2 separate regions of the Homo sapiens genome follow, and region 2 is linked to region 1. Evidence: chromatin loops called from intact Hi-C (ENCODE). Cell type or tissue: ascending aorta. All regions are shown on one strand. Each heading gives the region's core, and the rest is flanking DNA. Links, peaks and the distances in the headings are about the cores only. Region 1 has its middle 18 kb from the start of SHB. Region 2 holds the start of IGFBPL1 (insulin like growth factor binding protein like 1).

Region 1 (8,330 bases), core at 257-8,256:
GCATCTCCTCATTAGGATTTCTGGATCTCTTAGGATTTACAAGATACTATAGAATCATTGCGTATTGCAAATGTCTGAAGGAGAGAACTGTTGGTTTTTGTGGTTTTCCAGAGTCGTGGTGGGTGGAGGGGCTTCTTCTGCCCAGGCCTTCGAGCCCACTCTGATCCTTTCAGTCTTAAGATGCAATGATTGTTTGGGGGCTCTAGACTATGGACCTCCTCACTCCAAGGCTGGGCAGTGTCTCATTTGCACACTTTGAGTCAGGAGCTGGCGCAGGCCAGAGAGAAGCACTGCTTTCTTCCTAAGCCTCATGCTTTTATCTTTCTTTTTTTTTTGAGATGGAGTTTCGCTCTTGTTTCCCAGGCTGGAGTGCAATGGCACGATCTCGGCTCACTGCAACCTCCACCTCCTGGGTTCAAGTGATTCTCCTGCTGCAGCCTCCCGAGTGGCTGGGATTACAGGTGCCCACCACCACACCTGACTAATTTTTGTATATTTAGTAGAGATGGGGTTTCACCATGTTGGCCATGCTTGTCTTGAACTCCTGACCTCAGGTGATCCACCCGCCTTGGCCTCCCAAAGTGTTGGAATTACAGGTATGAGCCACCGTGCCAGGCCCGGTTTTATCTTTATGTACAAGTCGATTTGTATTTCTGTTTGCTCCTATTGACAGACATTTTTGTGGTAGGTATAGCCTTTGCATGTTATTATTAGGCACTCACCACAGGAATTTACTCCTCCAGTGGACCAGTTTTGCAATAAGGTAGCACATCTCCCACAGCCACAGTGCAGGTCAGGGGCACTCAGACTCGACTGTGCCTCGGAGCCACATAGACATCAGTGTTAGCATGGACACTCCCATGGCCACTCCAGGGAAGCTGACTCAACAGAGCTGAGTGGGGCTCAGGAATCTGAGCCACAGCCGATTCTGTTGCCAATGGGCTGAGGGACCCCACTTTGAGAAACTCTGGTTTGTGTCTGAGTTCTCATCTGTGATATTAACCAGCAAATTGTGGGTGACAAAATCTGGGATGGAGGCATTTTTGACTTTTGGCTGGTCGATGTCCCCAGCCAAAAGTCTGACATTCAGAGGATTGGCCAGCCTGCATCACAGGTAGGCAGGCAGGCTGCAGTCAGTGTCCCTGCAGGGGCGTCACGTCTCCATTGTGTGCCCTGCAGGATCCATAGTTTTTCTTATTTATCCTGAGCTAATCTCCCTCAGTGCCCAGTTGAATGGATTCTGCAGATGAAATGGGGATTAGGAAGGAGGAAGGGAAGAGAACAAATATGAACAGTGAGAACACTGTGCTAGATGCTGAGCTCCCGGCTTCACACCGATTGTGTCTGACATCACCCCCACAGAAGCACAGTGGGTTGGCATTACTGCGCACTTCTCCAGCTGAGGGCTCAGAGGTCCCACGGCTAGGAAGTGGCAGACGCTTTGTTGCAAACTCAGGCATGTTCAACTTAAAGGCCTTCCTCTTTTTTCCTTTCTCTCCCTTGCAGGGGTGGGGCAATGGATACATTTAAGGTTTTTTCCCTCATTTTTATTTTGAAAAATTTCAGACTATGGAAAGATTGTATGGTAACCCCCCTGGACCCTTTAATGGTTAGCATTCTGCCACATCTGCATTCTCTCTGTCTACCTTACCCAGCTACCTAACTAATTTTGCTAATCCATCTGAGAATTACTTGGGAACATTGTGTTGATTTACTTCTAAATATTTCAGTTTATCTCCAAGGAACAAGGGCATTTTCCCACAGAACCATAATACAATGATTACACTTGGGAAATTTCACATCAATACATTACCATTTAACGGGTATCTGGCTTATTTTCCCAATTGTTTACAAAATGTTTCTTATAGTATTTTTTTTTTTATTTAGGATTCAATCCAGGATCACTTACTGCATTTACTTGTCAAGTCTCTTGAGTCTCTTTTCATCTCAAAGAGTATTTCAGTCTTTTTTGTTTTTGGTCTTTTATAACATTGACGTTTTTTAAGGAGATCAGGCCAGTTGTTTTACAGAATATCTGTCAATTTGGATTTGACTGGTCATTCCCTCTTAAGAGCTTCATGTCAGGGGGACAGAGGCTCTACTCTTCTGATTATCTGCCACTGCCTCTTACCAGGTGAGGATGGAGCGTGGCTGTTTGTTGTTAAAAGGCCCGGAGTGGGAAAAAAAGCAGCCCAGTTTGGTGGGATGAATGTACGCTGTGAAGGGCAGCAGAGGAGAGCTCAAGTTCTGGCTCATGTCCCTGGCCGATTGACCTTGAGCCTATCAAAGAATATTCCTAGAACCTGGTTTTCCTCTTTGTAAATATAGATGGTTTTGGCCTTGCAGGATTATAACAAATATAAGTAAAGAACCTAGCACGTCACCTGATGCATAATCATAACTTCATAAATGGCAGCCACTATTAAGTCCTTAATTACAATATACCAAAATATCCTGCTTTTTCTTCCAACACACCTGTCAAATACACCCTTTTCTGTACTTTCCCATTTCCCCATTCTAGGGCACTTCTATTGCTACTGCCTCCTTTCTGTTGCCCTCATCCTTATCTGTCCCATACATGCCACCATGGGTTGTCCTAAAATGTGGCCCTTGTCATCATATTCACCTGGCTTCCTTTTTCCCCAGCACATCGAGTCTGTCTGGCACTCAGCACCCTTCATGGTCTTACCTCGTCCCCTACCTGAACATTTCTTCGACTATTTGCTCTTGATTTGGCTCCTAGGATTTTCTCCCTGACTTCCCTCATTCCCCATACTCCCACACAAGGTGCATGCATAAATCACCTGGGGTATAGTCACAAACAGAAACCACTCTAGGCCTTCCATGTGGAAAGGGATTTAATGAAGGCAATCAGGTGCTTGGAAAATCTGGACAAACAAAACTCAAAAGACAGTCTGGACAAGCCAAGGTCAAGGAAGGCCACTGGTTTTGTCACTAGCTTTCACAGATAGGGAATTTGAAGGAACTCGGAAAACTACTAGGGATGATCTCAGTTGCCTCCAATCCCAAGGCCTGAGATTTTCAGGAAAGTACCTAGAAGCTGCTGGAAAATGCCATGTCTGCCTAAGCCCAAAGTTTGACATTGCCAGAGGGGCAAAAATCTGGCTTCTGCCTTCTTTCTACCTTCTAGATCTTGGCAAGTGCTTCTCATGGGTGTTTTTCGATGCAGGACTCTGAAGACAGGGATTCTGGAACATGTAGTTCCCAGGCTTCTAGCTCCTGTGATCCAGGGGAGAGAAGAGAAGTGGGGTGCTGGTCAAGGAAAGGCTTTCCTTGGAGACAAGTGGAGAAGACATTTTCTTACTATTTCTTAGGGTCACAGCTGGAAGGATGTGAAACTGGTTGCCTTGGAAGCCATTATCCCTGACACTTAGAGGAAGCCCAGCTGTGGGAGGAGAGAATGAGGCCCCCAAACAGTGAAAAGCAGAGCAAAAGACAGAGCTGAAAAAGAGAGCACACTGATTATATTGTGCCAGCCCTGGATTTGAAGGCTTACTTTATGCAGTGTTCTCCATGTCCTTCTCAGTTATATCCATCCATACATTTCTTTTTCACTGTAGCTAATTTCAGTTAGATTTCTGTTACTTGCAGCCAAGAGGGTCTTAATGAATAGCAGAAGGGAGAGCATGTAAACATTGCAGAGTCAGAGTGTGGTGTGTGCTTTGCAAAAAGAACTAACAAAGGAATCTGAGCACCTAGAGAAGATAATAAGAAAGAGTTCAGCCAGGTGCGGTGGCTCATGCTTGTAATCCCAGCACTTTGGGAGGCCAAGGTGGGGGCAGATCACCTGGGGTCAGGAGTTCGAGACCAGTCTGGCCAGCCCATCTCTACTGAAAATACAAAAATGAGCTGGGCGTGGTGGTGTACACCTGCAATCCCAGCTGCTCGGGAGGCTGAGGCAGGAAAATCGCTTGAACCTGGGAGGTGGAGGTTGCAGTGAGCCAAAATTGCACCACTGCACTCCAGCCTGCATGACAGGAGCGAGACTCCATCTCAAAAAAAAAAAAAAAAAAAAAAGTTCATCTCCATTTTATCTTTTTCCTTGGAAATACTATTTAAACCATAATTCTACCTTAGTTATTACTTATTTTTAATTTATTTTATTTTTTGAGACAGGGTCTCACTTTATTGCCCAGGCTGCAGTGCAGTGGTATGATCTTGCCTCACTGCAGCTTTGACTTCCCCAGGCTGAAGTGATCCTCTTGCCTCAGCCCCCAAAGTAGCTGGGACCACAGGTGTATGCCACGACGCCCGGCTAATTTTTTGTATCTTTGGTGTAGACAGGGTTTCCCCATGTTGCTCAGGCTGTTAGTTATTGCTTCTCATGGGTTTTGTTTTCTTCCAGAATTCTCTTCTTCCTTTCCTTCTGTTTTCAAAAGACTTCCTGTCTCCCAAAGACCAATTTGATTATTTTCTCGCTGGGACCTCCACAGCTACATTACCCCATTTCTTAATTCTTGAAGTTCTTGGCACAGTCTAATTTGAACCACAAATTATTAAATTTTTGATGAGTGCTTCAGCTGCCCTTTATTGGCTGTAACTTCCCGCCATGGACTGCATCCTCATCCACAGATTGATCGCCTTTGACTGGTGCTCAAGAATCCTTGGGAGTTGATGGACTGATGAATCAAACGGGGAGTCTGAGGCTGCCATGGACAATTAAATGGGAGAGCAGGAGTGGAGAAGAGTTAGTGCTGCCCAAGTAACGGTCATCCAGGAATAAGGAAGCCTTTTGAGAAATAATAATCAAGCTGGCTCAAATGCACTTGGCACACATGGGGTGGACCCTGAGTCCCAGGTGGTGCACCTCTCCGAGTGGCCACAAGGGGGCGAGAGAGGGCATGGTCCAGGTGCCAAAATATTGCTGTGGCTGTGGGGTCAGCCAGCTGGCTGGTCCGCTAGTTGAGCCCTGGCTGGAAGGGGAATCTTGGCCTAGGTGATTTGCACAGGATAAAGTGGGCCTCCAACCAGAAGGCCTAGGAAGCAGCGTGCCTGGACCAAGGTTAGGAAAGCCCAAGGATGAACAGACGGATGGCAAACATTGATAAACATCTAAGAATAGGAGCTAGAATCTCCAAAATTAAACCAGCAAGTGAATGTCCAGTGACCCACATATTCTGCTAAGGATGGGGGATGACTCAGTGTCCTGGAGAAGGAAGCAGGAAGCCCAGGCATAGTACAGTGGCAAGGACTGAGTCTGGGAGGCAGGGGTCTGGAGTCTGATCTCTAACCTTGTAGTTCCTCAATCCTGTGTCTATGGCCCCTGATGAAAGCTCGTACTGTGTGTCCTTAGGTGATGACCTCTCCCTCTCTGAGCCTCAGGTGTCTCATCTTACCAAATAAGTTTGATGTCTGGAGACTGAGAGACCAGCCCCACCCTTGCACTGGGCACCATGATGACCAGGGTTCCTTTCAGTTTCAATGGTCTCTGAGTGACATGAACAAAACAGTTAGTTGGCTGCAAAGACCATGTCTTTCTCACTTCTGCCTGTGTACACCTGCTTTCTTTACAACTTTTGAGGAGGCCCTGGTCCTTTGGGACCAGGATTGTTCAGACCTTTGTAGAAGCTGAGCAGTATAATTTCTAGATGCACTGACCCATGACATAGCACACACCAAAATGCCCCCACATCCCACTGGAAATGCAATTCATTTTCTCTAAAATAGTTTTTGGGGGCATTTTAATAATTTTACTTTGAGGATTATTTTGCTAATTTTATTTTCAATGGCTGTGGTTTCTTAGAAATCATTGTGCATAGTTAGGAATTCCTTGAAGTGAAAGAATCTGCTAATTCTTTTCAAATATAAAAAAATTTACAGATACTAAGTATAACGATGTATAGAGTTGATGTAACACAGAATTTCAGGGCATTTCATTACATTTTGACTGTGGAATTTTCATTTTGTAACTTGGAGTCAATGAGAATTTTTGTAGTGCATGAAACATTTTTCGAGGCTCTTGAGAAGCTCGTAGGTCCTCTGTCCTCTGTCTGTGGCACCTGATGGGAAAAATCCTCCTGCTTGAGGCAGCTGAGTTGAAGTGGGGGGTCATTTCTTACCATTATTAGTTTTTGTCTCATGTCTTCTGGCCTGAGAGCCTGTGCAAGCTTTGAGTGTATCAACAAGTAAAGAACACCCCCTTTCACTTTCCTTTAATCTCAGAAACTTCATTTCAACATCTGTCTTTCAACTAAGCCATCATATAGGCAGGCATCAGGGTAGCAGAATCCCCCCAGCCCCAGGGATTTTCCTAAAGCTTGTCTCTCCCCAGTGCTCTCAGGCATACCGCAGTCAAACCAGACATCATCCCCATTGTCAGGGTTCTACAGAAATAGATATCCCACAAAGGGCAGTATCTTGCCTGAGAATTTGTTTTCTCTTGCTGATAATTCCTCTCCATAAACATTTTTGAGAAAGATGAATAGGTGTACCTTTCTGGAACAGTGAATGGATGCTGGGGGGTGAAATGACTCTGCATGGCATGTTTTATGGATGAGGGGAGGGTCCTGAGGACTGCCTTTCATGTCCTCAGCCTCTGACTTGGTTGCAGATTGCCCAGCCTACTCTTCTGTAGGTGAAGGTTTAGCAGCTGCTTCTCTCACTGCTGATAACCTCTGGAAGGCCCAGCCTGGGTGGAAGCTAGACACGCCCCAAGAGTTGGCACAAAATGCCACCAGCCTGTAGCAGCTCTGGGCCCACCCTGAAGACCTGGTTATCTCATTGCACCTCACAGCCAGTGCTGTAGGCTTCAGACACTCCATTCTGCTGGATCCCCCCTGCCTGCCTCTCTTCCCAACAGCCATGAAGGTAATGAATTCCTTCCCATCATGATGTTAATGAATCTCAAAGGGGGAAAAAAAGGAGATAAGATCTCAGAAATAAAGACGCCAACATAAAAACGGAAGACACAGTGACCTTCAACAGGATGAACAAATTTGAGATTTTTCCATTCATCTCTGCCTGGGGGATGGGGACGGTGACCGTTAATAACAAAGTGACACCAAGTGATTTGCTGACAGTTCATAAAGGTCCCCGTGAAGCCCAGAGTCAAGAATGCCAAATGACTCATGAAGGTAGCAAACCAGAAATGGGGTTGGCGGGGGGGGGAACCCTGAACTGCGACCTAGGTCGCAGGTTTCAAAGCAGGTTTATTCTCACCCCAGGATAGGGCTGCCAGAATTAGCAAATAAAAACATAGGATGCACGGTTATATTATATTTGAGTTTTAGGTAAGCAGTGTTTTTTTTTTTTTTGTATATTTGGGACATATTTGTACTGAAAATTTATTTGAAATTCAAACTTGGCATCCTGCATTTTCTCTGGCAACCCTAACCCAGGGGCATAGCACTTCTCATTTCCCGAGTATGTACACATTTCCAGGCTCAACTTCCACCAGGAAGAGGCTCCCTCCAGCTTTTTATATCTTAGTTTCTTGAATCTTACACTGACTTATAGGTCCAGCTTACAGGCCATGTTTTTGAGAAGACGTTCCCCCAACAAATCATTTCTTCCTTTCTCTCTGCCCTCTTGCCCACTGTGTTTTGCTTATTTTCCTATTTTGGTTTACATTTAGTTGCATGTAAGTCTGTTTCCCACACTAGATTGGGAGCAAATCAAGGGCAAGGACTGTATCTAGATTCTTTTTCTTCATTGCCCCCAATATAGTTTCACCCGTGCCTGACGTGCATACTTTGTGAATGTTTGCTGACTGAATGAGTGAGTGATCAAAGCTAACATGCTTTGAGTGCTGACTATGTGCCAGGCATGGATTTAAGTCCTTTAATGTTCTAGTAACACTTTGAGGTAAGCGTCATTTTAATTTCCATTTTAGGGATGGAGAAATGGAGGCACAGAGAAGTAACTTGCTTAAGGTCAAGGGCAGAGCTGGGACTTGAACTCAGGCAGTGTGGCTGCAGAGTCTGTGCTCTTAAACTCTGTAATAGATCAAATGGATGAATGAATGAACAGAAGAATGAGTGGGAGAATAAATGAAAAAATTCACGAGCAGAGGTGGCAAATGGTAGTAAGATCAGGGAGATACAAGAGGTAGGAGCCAAGGTAAGTAATAGGACATCAGAGGCTGGCGGAATCAGAGTGAAACCAAGAAGACAAGCTGAGTGACCTGAACATGAGAGGCAGCCCAGCAGCAGGAACGGCTCATCTCTGGTTCCTCTTTCTGCTTTGGAAATTAATCCTTGGGCCCCAACTGATCTATGACTCTGCAGGAGCCTGACTGTAACTCTTCCTAGCTTTCTGTCTCTCAGCCCTCCACTTCCCGGAGCGGACTCCAACCCCTCTTCTCTTAAAAG
Region 2 (8,330 bases), core at 228-8,227, 340 kb after region 1:
ATTCTCTCCCCATCCTTCAAGGCTTCTCTCAGGAGCTATAGCCCAGTGCTAAATAGAGGGACAAGTGACAAACCTTGGGAAAAACAGGAAGGTGGACCCAGATTGAGAAACCCCCAAGATTCAAGGCTGGCGGGTGCACAGCACCTTACTGATCAGGTTGCTAGCGGCTAGCTGTGCAGCGCCCATCTGAAAATAGCGAGGCAGGCCAGGCATGGTGGCGCACGCCTGTAATCCCAGCACTTTGGGAGGCCGAGGCGGGCAGATCATGAGGTAGGAGATCAAGACCATCCTGACTAACACAGTGAAACCCCGTCTCTACTAAAAGTACAAAAAACAAAATTAGCCAGGCGTGGTGGTGGGCGCCTGTAGTCCCAGCTACTCTGGAGGCTGAGGCAGGAGAATGGCGTGAACCCAGGAGGTGGAGCTTGCAGTGAGCCAAGATCACACCACTGCACTCCAGCCTGGGTGACAGAGTGAGACTCTGTCTCAAAACAAAACAAAACAAAACAGCCAGGCAAACCTACACTGGAGCCCTTTCACAGCTGGGACCAGCCAGGTGGCTCCAGGGAATTTCCTTCCATGTGCCTCAGCTTTCCCTTCTATCAAATGGGAAGGAGACCTCCCCAGGACACTTGTAAAAATCATGTAAAAAGATGGGTGCAGCCCAGGGATGGTATCTCATGTCTGTAATTTCAGCACTTTGGGAGGCTGAGGTGGGAGGAGTGCTTGAGGCCAGGAGTTCAAGAACAGCCTGGGAAACACAGTAAGATCCTGTCTCTACAAAAAATTCTAAAAATCAGCTGGGCATGATGGTATGTGCCTATAGTCCCAGCTACTTGGGAGGCTGAGGCAGGAGGATTCCTTGAGCCCAGGATCACAGTGGGCTGTGATCAAGCCATTGTATTCCACCTGGGAGATACAGTGAGACCCTGTCTCAAAAAAAAAAAAAAAAAAAAAGGATGCAAAAGCAATTTCCAACAGTAAGAATTATTCATATGTGAGTCTTCCATACATGTGTGCGGATCAAAGGATCACTCTCATTATGTGGCAGTTTGGGGCATTTCAGGGCATAGGAGGAAAGGGCAGAATTTAAGCCTGAAAACTGCTTCCCCAGGCTCCTCAGAGGCATGTATAAGGGCCCTTCACACACTGTGAACAACATAATAAATACTTCCCGAGGCCTCATTCCATGAAATCTAGGTGCTTGGGTACCCAAGGAGTCAGGAGGGGTGATTTTATCATGAATATTGAAGCAGAACAGCCCTGCTCTGACTCACAGTCTGTTTTCCTTCAACCGGGATCCCCAGAGGCATTGTTAAAAAACGCTCCCGCTGTGTCTTGTGAATAAAAGATGGCTTTAGGGCAGCACAGAATGAGCTGCTGCCTGGGCTAGGAAACATCCCCTGTCCAAACCTTCATGCTTTATCTGGACACAAGGGCAGAGGCCACACTAGCACTTCAGGACAGAGAGTGACAGGCAAACAGTGCCCGGTTCTGTGGTGGATGACACAAAGGCTGGTGCGGAAGAAGGGCTGAACCCCGGGGAGGCCTGACGCCTGTCAGTAATGAGATCATGAAAACCAGTTCTGAGTTGCTTCCATGTGGCCCCACGAATATCTTTATTCCCTGGGTCTGTGCCTGGGGTGGGCCTCAGATCCCATAGATCAGAGTGAAGGGGCTGTCACATTTACTTGTCATTTGGTAATTTTCAGTGAATTAGGGGTATGGAGTTTCCATCTGCCATCTGGCCTCACTCTGGTAACCATGGTAACCACCATCTGCCTGACTTAATACTATTAAGTCCTGTGCCAAAAGAGCACTGGACAGGGTGTTGGGACCAGGGAGCTGGTCATCCTTTACTGGTCACCCTGGACAAGGGCTCTGACCTTGCTGTGTCTCAGTCTCTTTCTCTGTATAACAGCAGATTTGGTCTGAATGTCTTTAAGGTGCCTTTCTCTTAGGAAGAGAATGCCACTCTGGGGAGAAATTATCTGAGATCATCAGCAGCATTTATAGTCTGAGGACCTGGTCAGCATTTCTTCTGTCTCCTGCATGTGGAGTTAAAAGTGTTACCTGTCTGGAGACAAAGAGAATTGCCTGTGAATTAACGGCTGAGGAAAGCAGTTATAAAAACGAGTGATAGGAACTAGCAAAAGGAAAGAGACAGGACTGTTTAAGTGCCACAGGGCGGAAACCAACTGTTCCGAGTGAAAGGGACCTCAACAATGACTCCACTGGGGCTGATATGGCCAGAGAGGGGAAGGGACCCGTCCAGGGCCACTCAGGGAGCCAGCGGCAGCACAGATGCACCCCCAGCCAGCTCTGTCCTCCATGGGGAGCTTCAGCTAGGAACAGCCAATGGTGACTTTCCTGTGCTCAACTGGCCACACACTGGTTTTACATTTCCCAGGACTGGAGGCTTCCTGCCCCATCTCCAACAACCCATTGCGTCTCCTGGACTTGGGTACATCTACCTGAACTACTTGAGAGGAAAGACTACTAGATACTTCTTAAGGCTTGGAAAGGTCTCACCCCACCCCAGGCTTCTTTCTTGAAGCTAAGTCATTACACTGACTTAGGCACTAAAGTCTGGACTTGGTCTCTGGGCTCAGGCCAGAATTATTTCCCAGAAGCCTGAACTCCAGGCCGAAACCCAGGCTCCTTGGGACTCACTGGCCACCTTCTCACTCACCCTAAACTCAGCACTGCCCACTCCAGGCAAAGTACACAGCGGCACTTCAAAACCTAGTGGGTGGAATACACTCATGCTTAGGAAGCCGGTAAAGCAGTGCTAACGTTTTGGTTTCTTTTTGTTTGGTTTTCAAAAGGTACATAAAGAGGGTGGGCAACTATAGCACTCAGAGATTATTTTACTGTGATGTTAATGAAGCTTAAGTTTCTAAGTCCCTAGCATTTCATAATAAGTTTCTAAGTCCCTAGCAGTTCTATTCCTTTACTTAAGGCAGGACTCTCCAAATTATATATGTTTTAGAAGCACGAAACCTGAGTCTGCCCCTAATAGCACCACAATCTTTTCAGACCTTACGTCTCCAAAGGTCTTACTTCTCCTGGATGGAGCTCCCTCAGCATCCCAGCTCAGCCCCTTCCCACACCGGGGGCCCTGGTGCTCTGGTGCTGTGGCCTGGTGACTACTGATTCCCCAGTCTGGAACTCATCCTCCTCCTGCATCCTCAACTTCCCTTCCTCCCCTATCCTCTACTTCCCTTCCTCCCCCAACCTCAACTTCCCTTCCTCCCCATTCAAACAATCCACCTAGCGCTGGATACCTGGGAACTCGGATCCCCCTCCTTAACTCCCAGTCTCCTGCTGGGCAAACATACCATGCCTACAAATAAGTGACTGCATCAGCAGGTACTTAAGTACCAAAAGGGGTAGCAGGCTCACCAAAAATTCGACTAGCACAGTGAGTGGCGTCTCCAAGGATTCTCGCCCCAGTCTCTCTGAGCACGAGGAGAGATATGAAATACTGCTCCCTAAGGGGAAACTGAGTGCCAGGCAGCGCCGTCCACCACTGGGCAGGGGGATCCTTCGCTCCACACCCCAGAGGGTTGGAATCCCTCCTTCTCTACCCACCCAATCCCCGACCCTGACTCACCGAACTCGCAAGGGCCGTCGCGCGCCTTGTGCAGGTGACCGGGGTGCGCGCGGGGCGTGTGCCGAGCGCGCAGGCGCAGCGCGCAGACGCTGGGGTACGAGCGACCGTCGGAGCCGCAGACGGTGCCGCGCTGCGCGCACACGCAGAGCCCGGTGCCCTCGGGCGCTGCCCCAGCGGCCTGGCTCGCGCATACCAGGCCGGGGCCACAGCGCCCGCCGGCGCGGCCCCCGCAGCTCGCGCCCTCGGCTCCCAGGCAGCGGGCGCAGCAGCCGCACTCGTCGAGCGCCGAGATCCCGGGCGCCGGGCAGGGCGCAGGCGCCGGGCAGCCCTCTGGCCGGCACGGACCACACTTGGGGCGCCGGCCGCCCACGTCGCGGATCCCAAGGCTCGGGGACAGCGGCGGCAGCAGCGGCAGCAGCAGCAGAAGCAGCAGCGGCAAGAGCAGAGACAAGCGCGGCATGGCTTGCTCCGGGACAGCGGCGGCGCCTCTGCTTCGCGCTCCGCTCCGCGCCCGCCGAGCAGTCACCGCTCCCGCCCCGCGGCCGCTGATTGGCCGGGCCTGCACCGCGGGGCGCCCGCAGACCGCTGCTCCAGCCCGGGACCCGCGCGGTGCCCGCGGCCCGGGTCTCCGAGCTGGAGGGTCGCCCCGAGAGCAGCTCTCCGACCTCCGATTGGACTCTTGAGGGAACCGAGACCCAGTCGGGGCGACAACTTGCCCGAGGTCGCTATGGCAGAGTCAGGATTGGATAACCGTACGGTCTCCGGATCCAAGGCTGGCTCCAGATAGTATGCCCGTAAATCCTCCCAGAAGGATGCGCTATTTTATTTAATTTTATTTTGCATTCAGTAGTTTTCAAAGTTTTATTTTATAAAGAGAATATATGGTTTAAAATGTAGATTTTACATATACATCTAAGGATGAAAAGAGGGTTACCCTACCACCTTGTATCCCCATCCTCCAACTCGGCTTCCAGAGGCCACTCTTGCTATCGGGTTTTTGTATATCTTTTCAGAAATTTTCTCTATGCCTATAAAAGTACATGTGCCTAAAAAAGCCCCTTCCTTTAAAACACACACACTCTGTTTCTCTCTCACACACACAGAGTAGCGTGCCATACACATTAGTCTGCACTTGGTTTTTGCACTTACAGTGTTTCACAGTTTCCCCACCTCTTGTCATCTGTGAAACTGGGTTTCTTATACAATCAATGGGAGCATAGTTCATTGGCTCTGTGAGTGTGTTTCTTAATGCTGCATAAAGTCATGGTACATCTCCGTCCACAGTGACTTTGTTGTGATGAGATATGGTGATATATTTTGGAGTTCATACAGAGTGGCCTTTCCACAGGGTTTAGTTGCAGTTATTTAACCACTTATTTTCCATCCTTTGGTTAATACGAATAATGCTTTGATGAAGTCTTGGTGCACAAGGGTCAGTGTACCTGTGGCTTACTGGGGAATGCATGTTGGAAAGATGCAGTTTCTTGTAGTCAGTTATTCATGCCGCCGTTGCGCCTTCTCTGGGCCAGGCTCTGTGCACACCATCCTGCCTGAGTTCTGGCAGGGCACCCAGACGAGAAACCTAAGAGAGTCTTGGCTGCTGGGATTTGATGTGTTGCTGGGTAAATGCACTGGATGGAGGGAGGGACTCGCTGAGCAGGTTTTATAGGAGACTTTTCCTGCCTTTACTGGCCACCCCTCATGTGTCTTGTGCTCTATTGTTTTTTCTTTGCTGAACTCCTGGAGATGGAGAAAGCCTCTTGCAGCCTGGGAAGACCAGCTACACCGTTCTTGGGTGGGGTTCATTTTGCTTTTCAAGCCCAGTTCCTTCCCAGTTTGCAGTCTTCTTATCCCCAGAAAGGAGCCTCTTCTGAGGCCACTTTATGTGGTGGTCAGAGGAGGGCCATCTGCCTGGTCCACGCCAGGCCTTACCTTACAATCAGCCACACAGAGCAGGGGCGGTTAGGCACCATGAAGGGGTGGTGGTAAGGAATAAATATAACAATGTTGGTAATGCACTCAGCGCAGCTCTCAGAACCTATCAACAGTGACTTTCAACCTGGAGGCTGCTGTCTTTACCAGGAGTGGCCTTTTAAAGTGCTCTCACCGCTTGACCCCTCTGTGCTCTTCCAGGAATCTCTCCTAAAAAAATGATCACTATGTGTGAAGATTTCATCCTGGAGTTGGTTACTATAGCAAAAAATAAATAAATAAATAAAATAAAAATAAAAAAAGTTAACGACCTAAATGCCCACCGAGAGGCAATCGTTAAATAAATTATGGTACATCTAACAATAGAGGATTATGCAGGCATTAACAATTAGAAAGAAAATATGGGTTAATAGAAATGAAAACATGTTTATAATACATTGTTTAGTAAAATAGCGGTTAAAAAGTGCACATCTAATGTAATGGCATATTTGTAAATATGTGAATGTGTAAACATGCAAAAATTTAAGATTGTTTTTAATGATGTGAAGGAAACCCTTTTTTTAAAAAAAAAAAAAAAAAGAGATGGTACCTCATTCTGCTGCCCAGGTTGGAGTGCAATGTCATGATCATAGCTCACTGCAGCCTCAAACTCCTGAGCCTCAAGCCGTCCTCCCCCACTCAGCCTCCTGAGTATCTAGGACTATAGGTGAGCACCACCACGCCTGGCTAATTTAAACAATTTTTTTTTTTCAGAGATGGGGTCTCACTATGAGAAGGAAACACTTATAATGTTAAATGAACAAAGCAGGATTTGCAAACAAAAGAGATAAGCGAACTCCATGCTGCTTTTCAGGGACAACTTTGCTGGTAAGTTCAGACTTTCTAATGGTTCATAGTTGTCCAAAGAGAGATCAGGCTGCTCCAGAGATAGTGAGGTCCTTGTCAAAGAAGGAGTTTAAGAATGAGTCTTGGCAAGGAGCATGGAGGGGGTCAGAAGTAGGGGTCAGGGGAGTTGACGTTTGATTACCTCAAACTGAGCCACCATTCCTGTAGTACAGTGCCCGACCCTGAGACCTGGACTGGACAAAACATGGTCATGATTGAGAAATAAATGTGTACAGAAATGATTTGCCTGCTTTTTATGCAGACATTAAAGGAGGAGTAAGTGAACGGTGTCATAATGAAATTAATGTGTGCTTAATGCAGGTTAGGATACACAATCTCACAGAGGCGCATTTACATATGATCTACATTCCTTTTAAATGGTAGGGAGAGTACTATGTATGCATAACGACTCTTTGAGAATTAAATCAGAAGACTCATTTTCCAACACTGAGCCTGTGGCATCAAAGCCCCTGTATCTGGGTGGAGAAAACATTCCCAAGCTTTGAAGGTGATCAGTCATGTCTATTTCCTTTTAAAATTGCCTGCAAGCCCATAGCCCAGCAGAGGCATTTGTGCTCTTTCATCTCTCTGGTTCCCAGAGTACCAGTTAACACTGTGGGCCACACCTGTGGGCCCCCTAAGATGATAGGAGAAAGTAGGGACAAATTCTCCCAGTCGGGAAGGGGGGTTGAGGTGCCTCTGTTGTCTGGCAGGTGGAGAGATCCCATGCACCTGGGTAAGTAATTAGGCAACAAGAATGGGTGTGATTTTCTTCCTCTTCAGCCTCCAGCCTGAAAACAAACACAACACAGGGAAGACTAGCCAATCCCCCATTCAGAGCAGATGTGTGCCCACCCGGCAGCTGCTGAAGTGGGTATGAATGTCCCATCCATTAATTCCTCCCTTGAACGTAGAGATAAATGGCAGATATTCTCTGTCCTTGGGGAGCTTCCAGCACAGAGGAAGAGAATAGAAGCTCAGTTGAGCAAAGGCCACTCCATAAATAGGCCATGGATTTGAACCTCAAGCTTTAATAGTCAGGGCAATCATAGATAGTCTTCTCCAAGCTAAAGGAAGGTGAAAGCCCTTTCTCCAGACCTCTGGTGGGCGATTACAGAGCAGAAGGCAAGGTGAATTTCTAGAGGGAAGTTCCATAAATGACAGATGGGATTTTTAGGGAGACAGATTTCACTTCAATATTGCATGCAAGGGGATGTAGCAAGATGTAGAACTCTGCAAAGATGGGAATTCAGATACTGAGCAGACGAAAAAGAATGGTAGAGGATTTGCTGTTCTGCTGTAAACCACTATATAACTTGGACAAATTAAAGAAAACAGCTATGGACAGGCACTGGACAGTGTTCTAATACAGGGCTGTGATCCTTGAGAGCGTCAGGGGGTACACAATGTGAGCCCCACATCTACCCAAGCATTCTCCCTGGGGACACTTTCCAGGCCACTCTGCAGGGAGGTGGAGGCCAAGTGGTCTCACTGGACAGAAGAGGTAGACATCAGAATTCAGGAGTAAGGCAGAGATTTGGGGATCTAGGACAGAAAATGAGGAACCACAGAGAGGGAATCCCACAAGTCTTAGACCTTTGGCTGACCCTGTACTGCACAAGTACAGGGCAAGACTTGAGGGAGGCTGCTGGGAGGTGAGAGCTGAGCAGAGATTTGGGGCTCACACAGTGCTGATAAGATTTTAGAGTTCAGGCCCACCCAGAATGAACTGCCCCAGCCCCCCTGGGGTTCTTTCTCCAAGCTCAGTGACACTAGCATCAGCCTAGTGGCACACCCTGCAGAGGTCTCAGTTTGAGCTCCAAGGACCCCTCTTATACGCATCTAAGTTTTAGTCATTCCAGCCATTTCCATTGTTCTCCTAGCCCTCATGGTGGTA

What was found. Peaks named below come from ENCODE experiments on the same cell type or tissue, not always from the same donor. Only the 100,000 strongest peaks of a DNase experiment are listed, where the experiment ranks them.
Region 2: a loop joins it to region 1, with 3 times the contacts of the local background. A loop is called at or near these places in 4 of 110 quality-filtered maps.

What each region holds. Positions count from the first base shown.
Region 1 is chr9:38,083,303-38,091,632 of GRCh38, forward strand. No RefSeq gene overlaps it. Among named protein-coding and RNA genes, the nearest start is that of SHB, 18 kb to the left of the region's middle. RefSeq lists a silencer at 4,670-4,964 and enhancers at 4,911-4,960, 6,303-6,372. In ascending aorta, for the core only: a CTCF peak has its summit at 4,843 (motif pointing right); DNase peaks (open chromatin) are centred at 1,381 and 4,839.
Region 2 is chr9:38,420,349-38,428,678 of GRCh38, forward strand. IGFBPL1 (insulin like growth factor binding protein like 1) reads right to left here and starts at 4,106. Exons shown (of 5, transcript NM_001007563.3): 1 at 3,617-4,106. The coding sequence starts at 4,076. It overlaps LOC105376041 (a long non-coding RNA gene), which reads left to right and starts at 4,263. Exons shown (of 8, transcript XR_007061487.1): 1 at 4,263-4,402; 2 at 6,302-6,415. RefSeq lists an enhancer at 5,151-8,330. In ascending aorta, for the core only: no CTCF peak of the experiment used is centred there; DNase peaks (open chromatin) are centred at 4,023 and 4,143; H3K4me3 peaks cover 2,988 bases; H3K27ac peaks cover 2,595 bases.